2 separate regions of the Homo sapiens genome follow, and region 2 is linked to region 1. A link is a contact called in ENCODE Hi-C or POLR2A ChIA-PET data. All regions are on one chromosome and are shown on one strand. Each heading gives the region's core, a stretch centred on a gene start or an enhancer-like site at or near the end of the contact. The rest is flanking DNA. Distances are from core to core; before and after follow the strand shown.

Region 1 (2,732 bases), core at 11-2,510:
GCAGATAACAGCCTCCCAGGTCAGGGACTACCTAATACACCAGGCAGCAGGAACCAGTCTCAGCCAGCAGCCCTGGGCTGGACTGTTTGGGGGAAACAGGTGAGTGGTTTATTCCTGAGACTTGGTACAGGGGCCCTGGAGAAGGGGTGAGGAATAAAATAGGAGGCTGGTATCCTTAATTCCAGTCACCAGGACCCCTGGTGGATTAAAAGCATGCCTGCACCCACACTCTGACCTAAGGCAGGCAGTGAGGGCTTGAGTGCAAGGTCTTAGCAGAAGGCTCTCACAGTCCCGACATTTCTGCCTACTGTGCTCAAGACTACAAGGAAATTCCGAGGCCGCCTGAGGAGACCTGCCAAGAGTGTGTACCTGGCTTACCGGAGGCAGAAAGGGTTGAGATTGGGTTCAAATTCTAGCTCTGCCTCTGCCGACTCGTAACTTTAGTGTGTGCCTTACCCTCTCCGAGCTTTAGTTTTCTCACCTGTGAGTAGGACAAAAATCATCCCTGCCTTACGGGACGATGGTGAGCCTCTAAAGGAGGAGAAAGCAGAACAAAGTCCAAGCCCACTGTCTAGGCTGTCACGAGCTCTGTTCCCCTTCTTTCATGACACACGATCATGTGAGGTGGGGGGGCTCGTGGACCTGATACAGCTTCTGTCCCACCGAGCCCCAAACGGGGACTTGGGGCGCGGAGGCCTCCGCTCCGGAAGGGCGGAAGGACTTTCAGGATCGTCCCCTCACCCCCGTCCGGGCAGCCTCCAGCCTCGCCCCGCACTCCACCGAGCAGCAGAAGGGCCCGTTCAGGCCTCGCGCGGTACCGTACCGGAAAGTGTCTTCGATCTCATTGATGGTTGTATCCTTCTCCACCACCAGGAAATTGGGATGGCGGTTCTTGTTAAGCTCCCCTATGCCGCCCAGCAGGAAACCAGTCACCGTGTCCTCGTCTCCGATCACTGCGATGAGCTTACCCCTCCCCGCCATCCCTGCAGCCGGGCAGAGCTCACCCTAGAGCACCAGAAGCCACTGAAACCCCGCCTCCGCCGTACGGCGCCCCGTCGGCCTCAACCCCCACCCTTCGAGCATGCGCAGTCCTCCCAGCCGCATTCCGGGACATGCGCATTAACAGCAACACGGCCTCCATGTGAATACGCCTGCGCCGTAAAGACAGGCCCGAACCAGGGGACTACGATTCCCAGAAGACCGCGCGGCACCACGTCCTTCGCGGGCATTCATTCGTTCATTCACTCGTTCCTTGGTTCATTCGTTCAACAAGCGCTTTGGACCTGACGCTGTTAGACGCCGAGACCCCAGAGAAGAGACGCAGTTACTCATCTCAAGGGCAGGGTCTGGGTCTTTATCGTGTATGTATGTGTGTAACTATGACACATAGTTAACAAGTAACACACGTTTGTTCAGTTAAAGGAATGCAAAAGTTAATGATGATACTGCCTAGTGAGGTGGAAAGTCAAGGGAACAGGCGACTACAAAGCTGTGTGTTAATGGTTAGAATGTGAAAAGTATATGGAAGCACACATCCATGGTAACTAACCCATGGAGAGAGGGGGCGTCCAAAGAACCCTTCCCCAAGAAGCTTGCTTCAGATCTAAGCTGAGACCTGAAGGACCTGCAGGATGAAGGGGATAGAAGTGAGGACAAGACGGTGTTCTAGGCAGAGGAACAGCATGTGCAAAGGCGTACTGACTAGAGAGCGTAGGGCCTTCAAGGAAAGTTAAATAATTGGTAAGGCCAGGCATGGTGGCTCACGCCACACCTGTAATCCCAGCACTTTGGGAGGCTGAGGCAGGTGGATCACCTGAGGTCAGGAGTTTGAGACCAGCCTGGCCAACATGGCGAAAACCCGTCTCTACTAAAAACACAAAAAATTAGCCGGGCGTGGTTGTGGGCGCCTGTAGTCCCAGCTACTCGAGAGGCTGAGGCAGGAGAATTGCTTCAACCCGGGAAGCGGAGGTTGCAGTGAGCCGAGATTGTGCCATTGCACTCCAGCCTGGGTGACAGAGCGAGACTCTGTCTCAAAAAAAAAAAAAAAAAAAAAAAAAAAAAATTAGCCAGGCGTGGTGGTGCACACTTATAGTTCCAGGTACTCGAGAAGCTGAGGCAGCAGGGCTTACTCAGGAGTTCAAGGTTACAGTGAGCTATGATCACGGCACTGCACTTAAACCTGAGCAGCAGAGCGAGACCCTGTCTAAAAAAAAAAAAAAAGGATCTGCAGGCTGGGCGCGGTGGCTCACGCCTGTAATCCCAGCACTTTGGGAGGCTGAGGCGGGTAGATCACCTGAAGTCAGGAGTTTGAGACCAGTCTGGCCAACATGGTGAAATCCCATCTCCACTAAAAATACAAAAAAAATTAGCCCAGTGAGGTGGTGTGTGCCTGTAGTCCCAGCTACTCGGGAGGCTGAGGCAGGACAATTGCTTGAACCCGGGCAAGGGAGGTTGCAGTGAGCTGAGATGGCGCCACTGCACTCCAGCCTAGGTGACAGAGTGAGACTCTGTCTAAAAAAAAAAAAAAAAAAAAAAAAAGATCTGGAAGTTATCCTGAGGACAGTTATCCTGAAGCTGCTGAGGGATTTCAAGTAAGAGAGTGCTATCGCCAAACTTACGTTTTAGAGCTGTCACTCACTGTTGACTGTGCTGTGTGCAGAGGCGAAACTGAGGGAGGAGAAACCAAATTGGGAGGCCACTGTGAGAGATAATGGTGGCCAGGACTCAGGTGG
Region 2 (3,149 bases), core at 292-2,791, 640 kb before region 1:
CGGATCCCTTGAGCCCAGGCGTTTGAGACCAGCCTGGGCAACATGGCGAAACCCTGTCTCTACTAAAAATACAGAGATTAGCCAGGCATGGTGATGCCTGCCTACGGTCCGAGCTACTTGGGAGGCTGAGGCGGGAGGATCACTTGAGCCTCAGAGATGGAGGCTGCAGTCAGCTGTGATCACACCACTGTACTCCAGCCTGTGTGACAAAGTAAGACCCTGTCAAAAAAAAAAAAAAAAAAGGTAATAGCTCTTTACCTTTAATAGCTCATGGAATGACTCTCAAACCAAGAAATTTTTACTTAATCCTTTTACACGAAACAAACTGGAAAGAACACAGAAACTTAATGATTTCTACACTAGAGTCTAATGAGGAATAAGGCTTTCCAAGGAAAAACAGGCAAAGCACCAGAGGTGAGGTGCAAAGGGCTGTGGGCGCTGAAGGAGCGATGGGGAAGCAGGAGGCAGGGTCCTTCTGATCCAAGCCTCAAAGAAAACGGATCAAGACAGGGAAGGCGCAAGGGGCTTCCAGAAGAACGCGGGTTTAGTGTGGGATGCAGGGTTTTTGTTCGTTTTGTTTGTTGTTGTTTAGCAGAGAAGATATGGCAGAGAAAGCTCGAGGTTGAGGCCCCTTTAGCAAGGGCTCTGTGCGCCCAGCTCAAGCGTGCAGTACTTAGTTTAGCAGACAATGATGCCTCCCTGAGGACTTGGGGCAGGGGCTGGAAGGTCACAGCCCTTCTGGAAAGAGCAGCGAGGGTTGGAAGGAGGTCGTAAGTGACTGGATGAGGGCTGAGAACAGGAATGCTGTTGACAGCAAGGTGGTGGTACCAGGCTCACTCTCTGCTTCCTGAGTCTGCAGAGCAGTGGAGAATCCCGCGCGGGCACCCAGGGTGGCTACGGCAGCTAACAGCTCGGACCCGTCACTGTGGGCATGGCCTGGCGCCCTGACGTGCCACACCACGGTGCCACCCTCCCTTTATTTTCCACATCAACCGTCTGGGTGTGGGGGCTGCTCAACAGGACCACGACCTAAAACCTGGAAAGACGGCTGGCCTGACTCCGCGGCTGCTGCGCCCCCAGCAGGCGCGGACCGCCGGGCACCCCTTGTCCCTCCATCTTTTCGCCACGCGTTGAGGTCGACCCCAGGGAGAGGCGGTGACCTCGGCGCCCGCGCCTCTCCGGGACAGCCTGGGGCTCCACGGCGCGCGCCCTGGCCCCGGGTACTTTAGGGAGACGGGGATTACCATGGCGATTCTCAGCCGAGCAGGCAGGCGTGGTGGACTCTCCCGATCCCGAAGCCCTTAGCATCCACCGGGGCCGCTGCCCCCAGCGCCCGTTCCCCTAGCACCCCCGGCCCCTTCTCGGCCCTCCTCAGGGAACCGCCACGGGCCCAGCCTCACTACGCCTCCCCGCCACGCCTCGCTGGGAGGAGCGCGGCCGGCTCGGGAGGCAGCCAGCCGCGGAGCCGCCTGGACGCGAGGCACCTGCTTGCCCCACGCGGCACCTAGGCCGCCGCAGCTGTGGGCGCTGGGCCGGCGTGCGCCTCGGGGGCGGGGCCGCGCGCACAATCACCGGGCGTGGGGCAGGGCCTCGCCGTGGTTACCGTTGCCAGGGCAAAGCGGCAGCGCGCGGAGGGTGAGCGGAGCGGGGTTCCGGGCTTGCGCGCGCGGGATGGGCCGTCACCTAGTACGAGGCCGACCGCGGCCTCCAGCGCCCGGAAACCCAGTTCGGCGCTTTAGCGTCTGGGTTTGGGCTGCCGGAGCGGCGGGCGCGGGGCGAGGGGGCGGGCGCGGGGCGAGGGGGCGGGCGCGGGGCGAGGGGGCGGGCGCGGGCGGCGCTCCCACTGGGGTGGCACTGGGGTGAGAGCGCAGGCTAGGCCCGCTCACTCGGCCAACCTGGGAGAGATCATCGGAGAAGCTCTTTTGGGAAACGAGCATAAGGACTGTGACGGTGAAGGGAGAATATCATGGGAAATGTTTGCAAAAGAGCCGGATAAAGAGAGTAAGGGCCCGAGAGACTAAAGGGGTGGGGAGGGAGTTCATGTGCAGGTAGGATTGGGCGAGAAAGGTACAGTAGGTACAGTTTTGCCTCCAACCTTGCCAGTTCCAGCCTCCCTCCCTGCAGGTGAAGTCTACACTTCGGGTGGTACGACTCATTCTTTTTTATGACTGGTCATTCCTTTTTTTTTTTTTTGAGACCGAGTCTCTCTCTGTCGCCCAGGTTGGAGTGCAGTGGCGCCATCTCGGTTCACTGCAACCTCCGCCTCCCAAGTTTAAACCATTCTCCTGCCTCAGCCTCTTGAGTAGCTGGGATTACAGATGCGTACCACTATGCCCGGCTAATTTTTGTATTTTTAGTAGAGATGGGGTTTCGCCATGTTGGTCACGCTGGTCTCGAACTTCTGACCTCAGGTGATCTGCCCGCCTCAGCCTCCCAAAGTGCTGGGATTACAGACGTGAGCCACTGCCCGGCCTATCATTCCTTTTTATTCAACAGTTATTGAGCATCTGCCACGTGCCTGACACTCTTCCAGGCCCTGGAAATTGAGCTCTGAATGAGGCAAAGTCCTTGTTCTTTTAAGGGGTGATTTGGGGGAGGTGGTCGTGGCTGAAATGGAGGGCCTGGCAGACATTAAAAGTGATAGGGACAGTATGGCATATTGCATTAAATTGATGTGACCACTGGGTGCTCTTTTAGATTGGTGACTGGGGAAGGCCTCTCTGAGGAGGTGACGTTAAAACAGATCTGGATGACAAGGAGCAGTCAATTATGCCAAAATTAGGGACAGGGGGAGGAGGCTAGACCAAGAAGCAGGAGTAGGGTCCTGGAAGGCTCTGCAAGGATGTGGTGTTTTGTTTGCTTTCTCTTGAAAGACAAACTGGCTTCCAAAGAGGACTGTTTATGTTCTAGGTTCTCTTACATATGCTTTCCCTAATCCTTCATTAACAGAGCAAACCCAACTTCCAGCTACTTTTAATATGTCTGTGAGTTTTTCTTATGAGTCCATATGCCCTGGATATGGCAAATTCTCCTGCCCTCCACCTGCACTTTCTTCTCTTCTTGCGCCTGTCTTCATCCCTGGATGGGGCTGGCCCACCCCAGCCGCTTACACTTCTCTGGGTTATCTCAGCTCTCCCAAGGTTACCCCT

Evidence for each region. A loop is a pair of places that touch in the nucleus more often than their neighbours do. ChIA-PET counts read pairs that join two places held with the same protein, here RNA polymerase II (POLR2A). Pooled maps may share reads with other maps.
Region 2: a loop to region 1 is called in a map of B cell, with 20 times the contacts of the local background. The contact joins the promoter of SMKR1 here to the promoter of FLNC-AS1 in region 1. A Hi-C loop is called at or near these places in 2 of 168 maps with a recorded cell type or tissue (B cell and naive thymus-derived CD4-positive, alpha-beta T cell) and 6 of 50 pooled maps. POLR2A ChIA-PET finds 5 or more read pairs at or near these places in 1 of 52 experiments (activated naive CD8-positive, alpha-beta T cell).

What each region holds. Positions count from the first base shown.
Region 1 is chr7:128,861,154-128,863,885 of GRCh38, reverse strand. It overlaps FLNC-AS1 (FLNC antisense RNA 1), which reads left to right and starts at 1,260. Exons shown (of 4, transcript NR_149055.1): 1 at 1,260-1,361. It overlaps ATP6V1F (ATPase H+ transporting V1 subunit F), which reads right to left and starts at 1,030. Exons shown (of 2, transcript NM_004231.4): 1 at 824-1,030. The coding sequence starts at 981. RefSeq lists enhancers at 737-1,226, 1,307-1,416.
Region 2 is chr7:129,500,923-129,504,071 of GRCh38, reverse strand. It overlaps SMKR1 (small lysine rich protein 1), which reads right to left and starts at 1,541. Exons shown (of 2, transcript NM_001195243.2): 1 at 1,245-1,541. The coding sequence starts at 1,247. RefSeq lists silencers at 1,393-1,732, 1,793-1,842.